Linked DNA regions of Mus musculus: region 2 is linked to region 1. A link is a contact called in ENCODE Hi-C or POLR2A ChIA-PET data. All regions are on one chromosome and are shown on one strand. Each heading gives the region's core, a stretch centred on a gene start or an enhancer-like site at or near the end of the contact. The rest is flanking DNA. Distances are from core to core; before and after follow the strand shown. Region 1 holds the start of Psmd5 (proteasome (prosome, macropain) 26S subunit, non-ATPase, 5). Region 2 holds the start of Fbxw2 (F-box and WD-40 domain protein 2).

Region 1 (6,854 bases), core at 4,215-6,714:
TGTTGTGCATGTATGCGTGCGCGCGTGTGTGTGCATGTGCGTGTGCATGTGTGTGTGTGTGTGTGTGTGTGTGTGTGTGTGTAGACTGCTTCTGCTCTCAGAATTCCTTAGTTGCCTGTAGTTCTTTGTCCAGGGCCATTTTATGTTTTGAGACGGGGTCTCTCACTGGCCCTAGACCTCAGTGGCTCAGCGAGGCTGGCTGGTCAGTGAACTTCAGGGTCTACTGCCCTGCAATCCCCAGCATCCCTAGTGCTGAGGTTACAGATGTGCTGCTGTGTGCTTCTTGACATAGCTACTGGAAATCTGAATGACACTCATGGCCAGCTCCTTGCTGACTAAGCCACCTCCCCAAACTTAGTTTTAAAGAAACATTGTCAGATTATAAATGGTTTATACTTTATATCTTTTCTATACAGCTTTTTTTTCCATTTTTTATTAGGTATTTAGCTCATTTACATTTCCAATGCTATACCAAAAGTCCCCCATACCCACCCACCCCCACTCCCCTACCCGCCCACTCCCCCTTTTTGGCCCTGGCGTTCCCCTGTACTGGGGCATATAAAGTTTGCGTGTGCAATGGGCCTCTCTTTCCAGTGATGGCCGACTAAGCCATCTTTTGATACATATGCAGCTAGAGTCAAGAGCTCCGGGGTACTGGTTAGTTCATAATGTTGTTCCACCTATAGGGTTGCAGATCCCTTTAGCTCCTTGGGTACTCTCCCCAGCTCCTCCATTGGGAGCCCTGTGATCCATCCATTAGCTGACTGTGAGCATCCACTTCTGTGTTTGCTAGGCTCTGGCATAGTCTCACAAGAGACAGCTACATCTGGGTCCTTTCGATAAACTATACAGCTTTTCTAATTTTATATTTAAATAAAATATTGTATGTATCTGTTCAGTTATTTCTTACTTGGTCCAGTCATTATCCCTTTTTTTTTTTCCTTTCTTTCTATTTTGCTTTTTTAGACAACCTTGCTAAGTACCCTTGGATAGCCTGAACTCGTTATGTAGACCCGGTGAGCCTTGAACTTGCAGGGATTCTGTTGCCTCAGCCTATGTTGGGATTACAGACCAACCATGTGGGCTCCTTTCTCTCTGTCCTAGAGTATTTACCGTGCCTTTAAGAAATGAGTCACAAATCCAGGATGAGGCAGAGGAAGCCTCACCTGATCCAGTGGATTACATTTTAACCAACCTAGCTTTAAGGAATCTGTAAAACCCTTGAGATCAACACAACTTTCAGCTTATACCTTTTTCTGGCTACAAATCCAGAACTTAATAAAAATAAAAATCCTCAAATAGACTTACAGCAGCTTTCACAAATAAAGAAATAGTGGCCAGAGAAAGGGAGTAATCACTCCAAATGTGGGTACCAAAATCAGGCAGAGAGAACCTTGGACTCTGGACGCTCCTACAGTCCTGTCCTCATTACCATTGGCAGCTACTATGCCACTGTCTACATTCGCTTTTTCGGACACTTCAGAGATGAGATAGCAGCCTGCTGAAAACAGGCGTAACTGTAATAGGCAAAGACCTAATAAACAGGGCTTAGGAGACTGCACCGCAAGCACTCTCCCCTCACAGAGTACAACCCCATTTATCCCCTCGCGGCAGGCGTGAGAGGGTGCTGCTAACCCATTAACACTGGATGGCCTCCTGGACCTGGACGGGAAGGACTCCCAAGACTCTCAACTGTTCTCCCACAAACCTGCCCACACTTCAAACCCCGAAAACAGCGAAGAGAAATACCTTTCCTTCAGTTCTTCTCCCTCTGTCCCCAGGTAAAAGCCTCAGGGCGGGCAAGGAGGACGGTATAATCAACCCGGGCACTCACCAGGAGGCATGTAAGGACGAGCCTGAGGGAGCCCGGTGGAGGGCACCGTGATTCCGGTCTGTCCATGGTGGTGTTGGGGATTGGGGATTTAGCCCTAGGCAGTAACCGTGAACTACAGCCTCAGGTAGGGTGCGGGCCGGGGAGGCGGGCACTGAAGCCTAAGCTGCAGCCTCCTTCCCCTGCACACACCTTTTTCCAGGACACTATCCAGCTTGCCCCTCCCAGCGGGGCTGGCCAGCAGCGGGTCAGCAGGCAGGGAAAGAAAGCTGGCTTCTGTTTGTTTGTTTTTTTCCCCCACTAGTTAACACCTCTTCCGAGCTTACTTTTCAGAGCTACTGTTCTTACAAAAACTAATGCTACTTTTCCTTCCTATTCATGTAAACAAACCACATAGGTAGACAAAGACAAAGCCTTTCTTAGGAAACAAAACCTTCTGAAACCCCAGCGCACAAAGCCTGAACACACAGATAAAATCCTTCTGTAAACAGGCCAAAGCCACCCACAAAAACCAGCAAGTGAATCGCACACACTCATCGAACTGCCTCCCTGGCCTTAAAGCCTACAGTTCTAGTGTGCCAGAGGCAGAAGCAGAGGCAGGTGGATCTCTGTGAATTTGAAGCCAGCCTGGTCTGCGAAGCAAGTTCCAGGTAACAACACAGAGAAAACCACCCCTCAACACACACACAGACACACACAGACAGACAGACACACACACACACAGAAAGAGAGAGAGAGTGAGAGAGAGAGAGAGAGAGAGAGAGAGAGAGAGAGAGAGACCTGTACTTGTGCCCAGTGAATTCATTTCTCTCTTCCCAAACCAGTTGCTCTGGGAAGCCTTTCTTAGAATTCAGCCCAATATCATCTTTTAACACACATCATACACACTTAGAAGCATTCCAATGGGGGGGGGGGCTGCCACAAACTGGAAAAGCAATAAGCCAGCAGCTGAGTATTGTCCTTCAGGAATGCAGAATCCTCCGTTGCTAGAGTTGCTAACTTTTTGGAAACTATTTTATTCTGTGCTTGGAGAAATGGCTCAGTACTTAAGAACAATTGTTGGTCTTCAGAGGACACAGGTTCAGTTCCCGGAATCCACATGTCAGCTCACAGCCATCCATAACTGTTCTAGGGGATCCAACGCCTCCACAGGCACCAGACAGACATTCAGGCAAACACACACATAAAAGTACAAACATCTAAATATATATACTCTTTGGATTCTATATATTCTTAGTTCTTTGGATTTTTGTTTGTTTGTTTGTTTGTTTTTCGAGACAGGGTTTCTCTGTGTAACCCTGGCTGTCCTGGAACTCACTCTGTAGACCAGGCTGGCCTCAAACTCAGAAATCCGCCTGCCTCTGCCTCCCAATGCTGGGATTAAAGGCGTGCGCCACCACCTCCCGGCTTCTTTGGATTTTTTTTAAAAAGAGAGTTGTCCATTTATTTATTTAGTGTATCTGTGAGGTTCTGGCAATGTGCCATGTTGCACATATAGGGGTCAAAGACACTTTGCATAAGTCTGTTCTCTCTTGTTAGCCATGTAGTTTTTGTCCAAGGAACTGAACTTGGCAGCAAGTGTACTTGCCTGCTAAGCTATACTGCATTGGCTCAAAGATTTCCAAATTTTTAATTTAGCTCTTTAATGTGACATATCCTAACTTGACAATGATTACAACTCCAGACATAGGGAAAGAGACACAGCATAAACTGGTTATGGCACTATTTTGTATCTAGATTATTCTGGTGTGTGTGTGTGTGTTTTAGTTCAACAAAATAGACAACCTATTGAGCCAATAGAGATGAGTTTGAGCCAGAGAGATGGCTCATTAGGTAAAAGTGCTTGCCACCACACCTGAAGAATTAAGTTCAATCCCAGAACCCAAATGATGGAAAGAGAGCAAGTTGCCCTCTGACCTCCACACATATTGTGGCATGTGTATGTCTCTATGTGCCAGCACTTAAGACTATGTGCCACGGTGTGGCATTCAGAAGACAACGTGTACGAGTCAGCTCTCTCCTTATACCATAAAGAATGGAACTCAGGTCTTCAGCTTGCCAGCAAGTGCCTTTATCTGCTGAGCCATCTCAAGCCAGGATCCAGGGCAATTGCAACCAGTGAGGGCTGAGGCCTAGCATAGGCAACATTCGCTTTGCTTAGAGTCATCTTCAGTCTGTGGTTGCAGGGATTGGTCTTCTTGTCTATGGATATAGACTCTTGGCTCACTTTTCCCAATATTATTTTTAACCAAATCAATTCTCCATTCTTTTTAAATCTCATCAGCTCTAGGGAAACGTGTGTGGCCACTCACAACATACTCCTAAGTTTCTCGCAAGCTTTAAGAATGACTGGCTATGTGTCATCTTTTTTTTTTTTTAAACTTCTTTTACAACTACTAAAAGTAGTATAAGGCTGCTGTGTTACTTAAGTGAGTTTTCTTTTTCAACGCAGGGAGCAAAGTGGTCAAATGTCTTCTTGATATAATTCCTGAATGTCTGGAAAATATTATGATCCAAGGGCTACAGAAAACAAGCCCCTGGGAGTTTGGAGGGCTGGGGAGGAGTCTGAATGCCTGGGACTTCTGTTCATAATCACCCACACCTTTAATTCAAGAGTTTTCTCTGCCAATTAGCTTCTAGGCTTCAAGGGTACGATAATCGTGAAGTAACGAAAAGAGAAGACAACGGTTAGTGACAGTTCTCCGTGTGTATGACATAAAATGGGGAAACGGGTAGTTTAACCTTTTCCAAAAGAGTGGGATTAGGGTCTTTGTAAAGTCGCAGAGTTTTATTGTTGTCACCTGAGTCCCTGACATGCACGCGCGAACACACATACAGATGGGCATCCCATCCTTAGTCTCCTCTAAGCTTCCTGGATTTTTGTCTCTTTCCGTAAAAGAACAGGAAGCCATGCGTTCCAAAACAGACTCATCTCCTTGGCACAGGGGACCAAATGAGGTCTACAACTCTGACCAGACATTCCAACGGCTTGAAATAGTTGGTTGTCAACTAGCTTTTAATGGTTCTTCTCCAACAACCCCGTGTTTCGCAGATGGCAGCGATTTTTAAGCTTCTCTCCCTCTCTCTCTCCTCTCTCTCTTTCACGAAATATATATAGCTTGTCCTTGACCACTGATTTCCATCAGACACTTCTGTGTGCATTTGGTCTCGGAGTCTGAGGCCAGCCCCTCCATGGCCTGCTCCTTCTCTCCGCACTAAATGCTATGTCTGTCCTTCGGTGATTACGTCACGCGCAGACTCTGGAAGATGCCGAAAACTTCCTGCACATCGGCCCCAAACTTCTCTTAATCAGGCCTTCCATTGGCTGACAGACGTCAAACCGGCGCCCCACGTCCAAGTTTTCGGGGACCATGTGCCTCATCTTGATGGCCACCTGGCCTCGGACTCGGGTTCAGTCATCCCGGTTCCGTCACGGAGGCCTCTGCGGAGAGCGTGCACAAAGCCTCTTGATCCCCTGGGCGGTCTCAGTCTCTTAGTCTCCCGGCACGCGCAAGACTCCGGGCCCCAAAGAAAGGGGCGGGGACCGCGTTGAGAAAGGATCTCGCGAGACTTGACAGATCTGCTGGGAGGCTTCGCTCCGTAAGATCTCGCGAGATTCAGAGAGGCGCTCTGGGAACCTAGTAGGTGGGCGGGCAGACGGGAGCCAGGGAGATGGCGGCGCAGGCTGTGTCGCTCCTGCGGGAGGTGGCGCGGCTGGAGGCGCCGCTGGAGGAGCTTCGTGCGCTGCAGTCAGTGGTGCAGGCTGTGCCGCTGCACGAGCTTCGCGAGCAGGCGGCGGAGCTACGCCTCCGCCCGCTGTTCTCCTTGCTTAACCAGAACAATCGGTGAGAGAAGCACCGGGCTTGGGCGGGTAGGGATGGCTGCAGGGGTCTTTCGGAGAAAAGTCCAGGTTGTCCAATTGCAAGATGTCCACAACTGTGTGTTGCCCGGGTCTTGACGGTTCTCCTCTCCGGAAGGAATCTTCTGCTGATATTGTGGCGGGGTCCACGGCACGCCTTTTAATTTCAGTATCCAGTGAATGCTTGTCCAGTGGAATTAAAATGTACGGAATAACAGATTTGTGAGACAGCAAAACTTTAAACTAGAAACAACCATATTAATAAATCATTAAGGACATAAATTATTGCTGCGTAACGTTGCGCGGCCGATCTGTGTATGTATGAAAGTGTTGAATGTAAAAAAAAAAAAAAAGGAAAATTGTAAAGCTTATGTGTAAATTAATCCACTATATACCCCTTACAAGCGAGAGTAAACTGCATAACCCAGGATTATATGTAGAAGTTATTAATGTGCAACTGGAATTAAAATGTTAGGATAGCAACTTTTGATGAATATGCATCTATAGCATTAAATTAGAAATGTCTTGTATTTGTTAACTTGATCATTTAATGTGCTTTTTGTATTTGAATTTTAATTTGAAAAGATAGTGAGCTCCAGTCAGTCAGCACTGAATGCTTTCAGTGCGCTTTCTTACCTCCCTTCTGCTACATCTCTTACTCCTGCTACGTCTGCTAAGTTGGTTTTAACAGTCAGTATTTTAGTGGTTATTTTCCTTTTCTGACTAGCCCTCACCCTGCAACCAGAACTAATGTCTCAGGTCAGTTGGCTTAGCTTGTCTGTGGAAATCATGATTGTATAGTTTGGTATTTGGGCCCTTCCTGGTAGCTTTCCAGTCTGCTTTTCCAGGCTACTCTCCTTCATTTACTCCACTGAGCGCATCTGTTCCACTACCGTGTTACCATCACTAACGTTCCTAGAGCATGACTTGGCACTTTCTGAACTCCTCTCACACCAGTTCTACTGACTGTGGACCCAGCCCATGTGCCACCTCCCCAAAAAAGTCTTTCTCCAGCTGCAAGTGGCTCTTCGTCAGACACCATAATGACATTATCATTTTTCTGTTTATAATTCTGGATACCTTTCCCTTGTTATAATTCTGTGTGTGTCTTTGTGGTTAGGAAACACATTTGTTCCTCTCTGCATCTGCCCTGAAGTACAGTTC
Region 2 (6,920 bases), core at 68-2,567, 45 kb after region 1:
GGTGAGATGGCTCAGTGGGTGAGAGCACTGACTGCTCTTCTGAAGGTCTTGAGTTCAAATCCCAGCAACCACACGGTAGCTCACAACCGCCTGTAATGAGACCTGACGCCCTCTTCTGGTGCGTCTGAAGACAGCTACAGTGTACTTATTTATAATAACAAATCTTTGGGACTGAGCGAGCGCCGGTCTCACATAGGGAGCGGGGTTGACCGGAGTGAGCAGAGGTCCTAAATTCAATTCCCATCATCCACATGAAGGCTCACAACTACAGCGTACTCATACGCATAAAATAAATAACTCTTAAAAAAAACCCTAGCCGGGCGTGGTGGCGCACGCCTTTAATCCCAGCACTCGGGAGGCAGAGGCAGGGGGATTTCTGAGTTCGAGGCCAACCTGGTCTACAAAGTGAGCTCCAGGACAGCCAGGGCTACACAGAGAAACCCTGTCTCGAAAACCCAAAAAAAAAAAAAAAAAAAAAAAAAAAACCCAAGGGAAACAAAAGCTTTAAATAGGAAAAACAAAAACAAACAAACCAAAAACTGGGCAATGATGGCGCACACCATTCATTAGTCCCAAGCTATTGGGAGAGGCAGGCAGATCTTTGAGTTCAAGACCAGCTTGGTCTACAGAGCGAGGTCCCGGTCAGCCAGAGTTACAGAAAAACCTTGTCCCATCAAACAGACAGGCAAAGCTTTCACACAGCAGCATTTATAGAGCTTCTTGCTTACCACTTCTATCTGGGGGGACTAAAGGCTTCACGCTAGTTAGCTGATATGTAACAAGCGCTTCGGAGAACAGCTGTCTCCGTGGCTAAGTGGCCACGTTTGGACAGCGTGCATGTATGTCCTGGGATTCGAGCTTAACCCAGCCCCTACCCAACTCCCTTACCATGTTTTGTCCTTGCTTCCTGCAGTATACTTTGTTATTTGTCCTGTCTTCCTCCTACGACTAGACATAGACCTCGCGCAGTTAGGGATTTGTTCAGCTGTGTCAGAATCGTGTTTGGGAGGTGCCAGGTGTCAATGGGCTGTTTGAATATCGTCACATGTGGATTTGGAGCCTTAGCCCTTTCTCTCCTGTGAAATATTACCCTAACTTGGTTAAAAAAAAAAAGTAGATGAGGAAAATAAACATTGTGCAAATCTAGAGGTCCACCTTGCTCAGGATCATAAGGTGTAAGCGCAGACGGTGGTACAGCACATGTTCGGCCCTTTTCCACAGTCGGGGCCATTCTTTCCCAGGTACTTGGAGGGCAGAGACGGAAGTAGAGCCGCTTCCGCCCGACGCTGGGCGCCGGAATGGCGCGCGGAGATGACGCAGCAGCACCGGAAGCCGCTCCCCTGTGAGGCTGCGGACCCAGAGCAGCGGCCGTAGGTCCAGGTCTGTATTTGCGATTGGCCGGGCCGGGCTGGACAGGAATCCCCAGCGCCCGCGGCGTTACTGACCCGCCGCCCCGGCCTGTTTTCTCCCTTTCCCCGCAGGCGCCATGGCTGTGGAGCGGACCCGGCCGCTGCGACGCTCTGGCGGCCCGAGCGCGCCTAGTCGGTGTGAGCCCGGCGCGAGGTCCCGGGCCCCGGGGCGCTCGCTCAGGTCAGTGCCGCGCGGAACACGGCTCCAGGAGCAGGGGACCAAGGGAGTCACGAACGGGCTGAGAGACTCGGAGTTAATTTTAGACAGGAAAATTAGAGCTAAGAGTTCCTGCCTTCTGGTGCTTCGGTTTTTCCTAGCCGCGAAACGAGTTAACATTGATGCCCCAAGGCTAGCACTTTAATTAATTAAAGATGATGAAATGTGGACAGGTGGTTTATAAAATGCAGAACGTAGTAGTATGTGTAGGAAGGCACCATGCTTGTGTGTATGCCTTGAAAACAGGTGTGTATTTGAGATGATGCTTCTTTTTAAAAGGGGAGAAATGACAGTATTAGTACTACATTATAACAGTAACTGGCATTTATTGTAGGCTTATAGTGTGCCAGATACTGTACAGAACGCTGTTTAACCCTAACAATCTTGTAGGTAAAACAGTACCAGGCGACAGTTTACAAGTGAGGAAATTTGGCTTGAAACACAAGAAATGATTTGCCCATGGTTACCCAACAAGTGAAATTTCAGAGCCCGTGTTTTATAAACATTATTTGTATTCTTTCAAAGGTTTAAAAGATTAGTCTCTAAATTAATGGCTTTTAGGCCAAGGGTGGTTGTGGACTCCAGCAGTCCCAGCACTCCAGTCTTGTGAATTGTGAGACCAGTCTGGGCTTCACTGCAAAAGCCTGTCTCAAAAAACAAAATAAAACAAAAAGCAAAACAAAAAGGAACAGTAAAAACAATTTTCTAAATATCACAAGCAAAAGGAGGAAAAGATCTTTACAATAGTGTAGTCACATGGTTTTAAATACAAAAAGATGTTTTGTTAAAAGGGACTTCATCCCTTTTCTTTCCAGTTCTCTCTTGAAGCAATATTTAATCAGCTTCCTCAATATTCACAGAATACTTTTCTGTACACATAATCCTCTGTGTAGACCAGACTGGCCTCAAACTCACAGAGCCTGCTTCTGCCTCCGAGGGCTGGGATTAAAGGCATGTATCACCACGCCTGGCCTACCTTTTAACTGGTTGTGAAAGGGGAGGCAAGGAGACAACCTTCCCAACAACAATGAGTATTTATTTTTTGTTCTTTAAAAAAATGATTTTTAGTGTGTCTATATGTCTGTGTCTATGTAGGATGTTGGAGGGAGCATGTATATGCCAGTGTGTGCGTGCGTGGTTTTGCATACAGCTTTATGGAGTCAGTTTTCTCCCCCCAAATTTACGTGGGTTTTGGGTATCCAACCCAGGTCATCAGGCTTTTCAGTAAGCACTTCATCTCACAGGCCTGAAGCCTTGATTCCTTACCTGCATAGGTTATGCAGACTAGAAGGAGGGAAAACATTGAGTTTACACCCATAATGCCTTGCCTGTAGAAGATGCAGGTGGAGATTGGGTACTACTGAGCTGCTGCTCCTGTGTAACTCTGGTTGAGCCACCCTGCCTCTTGGGCCCTAGCCTCTTTGTTGGTAAGGGCAGTAGTATTGACTTCTTCTATGAACCATGTTAGAATCAAGCGTGATATTTTTAGGCGCTGCTTCAGTTATTAGGACCAACATAAATATAATTGCTTAGAAGCAGAAACCAAATTCATGCTCTCATCTCCCAATTTAGGAATGTTTATCATACTACACATTTCCTCAGAGCTTTGTGATTGTTTCTGTTGAGGACTGCAGAACAAGTTAAGTGTTTACATTGAGAAGGGTGAGAGGCACAAGATAGCAAGGGGGGTGTGCAGAAAGAAAAGAGCTAAGGAAGCAGTTAGCGGCTTAGATGTGCCGTATCACTGCAGCTTTTCTGATTCGCACACTGCTAAGTTAGAATAGCTTCTGTTTTACAAATGGAAGCTTAGACTTTAGTTGAGCATTCCATGATCACATATTTCCCAGGTTGATCTCTAACTTAGTTATCTTGTAAGGGCAGCCTCTAAGAAGCTAAGATTGTATGTTTCACTGTGCCAGCATCATGGAGATTGTTAATTTGCTTTATCTTACAGGCTACAAGGACCCTCATGGCTCTGTAGGGAACACAGTTAAGAGCTGTCACTAGCTTATGTGAGGCTTATAAAAGCAAACTGTAGCCTTTAGCAATCCATGTTCTAACAGACAGTACTGTAAAGGAATGGAATACCAGAATACCCAAGGCACACAGCTTAGCACACATTTGTTTTTTCTTTCCTCACATCTTTTTGCTTCAACATTTATTGTAGAACCAAATTTTGTGATCTGGGTGGCAGGTCAGGTTGCACCTAGTAGCATAACTGATACAGAGGTCACAGCTCCAGAGATTTGTATATGTTATATGTTGGTGCCATTCTTGTAACTTCCCAAATAGAGTGCATTTAGGAAGTAAATTACTAAGGAGGTAGTTTTGTAATGGTTTGAGTGGAAGGTTGTATGTAGACTAGAATACTCTTTATGAATGAATGTTCTATAAATCTTTTTGGTGACAGTGCATGTGGCATGTGTTAGACTTAAAAAGGAGCAAGTCACACACTAACATGTTCCTCTGACTTGTTTACTATATCATGATTTTTAAAAATATGTTTTCTGCTGGGGAGTGGTGGTTCACACCTTTAATCCCAGCACTTGGGAGGCAGAGGCAGATGGATTTCTGAGTTTGAGGCCAGCCTGGTTTACAGAGTGAGTTCAAGGACAGCCAGGGCTACACAGAGAAACTCTGTCTTGAAACCCCCCCCAAAAAAAAACCCAAAAAAACTGTTTTCTTAGATGTATTTTCTTTTGTGTACATGGGAACTTTCAGATATAGCATATTAACTGTAAAGTAAGCATAAATTTGTAATGCCAATTTTACACTAATTTTTAATACTACATTTATTATCAGTCTTGCTTGAAAAATCTTTTTGAACAGAACTAATATAATATTTTGATGTGCCACAGGTAAATATTTCCATAACCTTATGGAGAGAAAGGACTTTGAGACATGGCTTGATAACATTTCTGTTACATTTCTTTCTCTGACGGACTTGCAGAAAAATGAAACTCTGGACCACCTGATTAGTCTGAGTGGGGCAGTCCAGCTCAGGCATCTCTCCAATAACCTGGAGACTCTCCTCAAGCGGGACTTCCTCAAACTCCTTCCCCTGGAGCTCAGTTTTTATTTGTTAAAATGGCTCGATCCTCAGACTTTACTCACATGCTGCCTGGTCTCTAAGCAGTGGAATAAGGTGATAAGTGCCTGTACAGAGGTGTGGCAGACTGCATGTAAAAATTTGGGCTGGCAGATAGATGATTCTGTTCAGGACTCATTGCACTGGAAGAAGGTTTATTTGAAGGCTATTTTGAGGATGAAGCAACTGGAGGACCATGAAGCCTTTGAGACCTCTTCGTTAATTGGACATAGTGCCAGAGTGTATGCACTTTACTACAAAGATGGACTTCTCTGTACAGGTAAGGAGCCTGGGGGAGTTATGGGGGAGGGGAAGCAGTGCTCTTTCTTTAATAACTTACAAGGGTTAATCCCTTTAAGCTCCTCCCTCTTGAGAAGAGCAAGTGTTGACTACATGGATATTGGGAGTGGCATTTCCTCTGATTAGATGTCCCCATTCCCCTCATGCTCTTCCCCTGGAGAAGAGTCATTTCTATAAAGATTTATGAGAAAAGTTTTAGACATTCTCTCTAGTATAATGTGAATCAGAAAAGTGTAGGCTACTTCTTATTTTCGTTTCTTTAAAACATTTTACACTGGGTGTGGTAGCACATAACCTTTAATCTCAGCACTCAGGAGGAGACAAAGGCAGGCAGATCTTTAAGGTCAAGGCTAGCCTGGTCTACAGAGTAAGTTCCAGGACAGCAAGTGATACACAGAGAAAACCAAAACAAAAATACAAGAAAAAAAAAAACATTTTAGGTCTAGCAAGAACATTTTAGATGAATTGTTTAACCTGTCTGTGTTTGTTTCCTTGCCTTGAAAATAATGGGAAGGGACAAATTCTTTCCTTGCTCAAAAATCCCATGACCCTAAGAATTCGATGTTCAGGGGCTGGCGAGATGGCTCAGTGGTTAAGAGCGCCGACTGCTCTTCCAAAGGTCCCGAGTTCAAATCCCAGCAACCACATGGTGGCTCACAACCATCTGTAACGAAATCTGACTCCCTCTTCTGAAGTCAGCTACAGTGTACTTACATATAATAAAGAAATAAATCTTTAAAAAAAAAAAAAAAGAAAAGAAAAGAAAACATTGACACAACAGTCAAAGAAAATTAAAAAAAAAAAAAAAAAAGAATTCGATGTTCAAAGTTTGGACATGGCAACAAAGACCACTGGATGGTTTTGGGTTTTTGTTTTGTTTTGGTTTTTATGGTTTTTTTTTTTTTTTTAATCTTTTATCGATTGTTTCACATCACTGTGTCCCACTCATCTCCATTCCTTTGAATCCAACCTCTGCTCTTGCTACCTCTCCACAAAAGACAATCTCTCACACACAAAGCATACACATCTCATCATGGAAGCTGTAGGGTGTTATAGTGTATTCTACCATATATCCCTCTGTCCACCCATCTTCACTTGCAAATGTTCATTGCAATGAGTCTTTGGTCTTTGAGGTCTCTGGCTTCTGTTGTGACGGGACTCCTCTTGCAATCCTGTTGTTGCCCCGTATCATGACAATCCTGTAGCTTTAGATCAGCAAGACCAGCCCTTTCAGGTTTTCCAACAGTTGACAGATGATGTAGATTTTGGGGTGGGTCAACTCAAAGCCTTGGATCTGGGCCTGGGTGGTTGCTGGGCTGGTAAGCTTGCCAGCTCTCCCACACCTGCACCACTAGGATGAGCTCTCCAGCACTGCTCCAGATAGGCCACTTATGGTGACAGGAGGCAGGCCAACTCTCCTGCTCTCATACCCTCAGGGCTGGCTTACTTGCATCCAAGTCTCCAGAGCCAGCACCTCTGTGCTGCTCTGTTGAAGCACAGGGCCCAGTCTCCCCAGTGCTAACAGCTGGATGTTTTTTACACTAGGCATTAAGTGTGACGTGCTGTTCTGTACGGTCCAAAGAGTGAGCTACCATAGCAGTGCTTTCAGTATCAGATTTAGCACTTTAGGTATGTAGAATTAATAGAGCAACCTAACTGGGAGAGCAAACATAAGATAACACTATCAAGTAGAGGGCTTACAAACTTTGAGCAGAAATCAACTGGAGAAGCCCACTTGAGACAGCCATCTGGCTTTCCCAATTAAGAGTCCTATAGAGTGAGACTTCTGAGTAAATGGTGTAGCAGATAACATCATCAAATTGGATGCTAACAGCATCCCTAAGAAACTGACTAGGGGGGCTGGTGAGATGGCTCAGTGGGTAAGAGCACCCGACTGTTCTTCCGA

What was found. Hi-C counts contacts between places; a loop is a spot of excess contacts on that map. ChIA-PET counts read pairs that join two places held with the same protein, here RNA polymerase II (POLR2A).
Region 2: a loop to region 1 is called in a map of heart, with 6 times the contacts of the local background. The contact joins the promoter of Fbxw2 here to the promoter of Psmd5 in region 1. A Hi-C loop is called at or near these places in 13 of 37 maps with a recorded cell type or tissue (T-helper 1 cell, adrenal gland, gastrocnemius and 3 more). POLR2A ChIA-PET finds 5 or more read pairs at or near these places in 3 of 5 experiments (Patski and embryonic stem cell).

What each region holds. Positions count from the first base shown.
Region 1 is chr2:34,869,572-34,876,425 of GRCm38, reverse strand. It overlaps Psmd5 (proteasome (prosome, macropain) 26S subunit, non-ATPase, 5), which reads left to right and starts at 5,464. Exons shown (of 10, transcript NM_080554.2): 1 at 5,464-5,676. The coding sequence starts at 5,504. It overlaps Cutal (cutA divalent cation tolerance homolog-like), which reads right to left and starts at 2,030. Exons shown (of 6, transcript NM_030021.3): 1 at 1,835-2,030. The coding sequence starts at 1,900.
Region 2 is chr2:34,820,632-34,827,551 of GRCm38, reverse strand. Fbxw2 (F-box and WD-40 domain protein 2) reads left to right here and starts at 1,317. Exons shown (of 8, transcript NM_013890.4): 1 at 1,317-1,380; 2 at 1,482-1,590; 3 at 4,485-4,994. The coding sequence starts at 4,505. It also overlaps a transcript of Gm34653 not described here.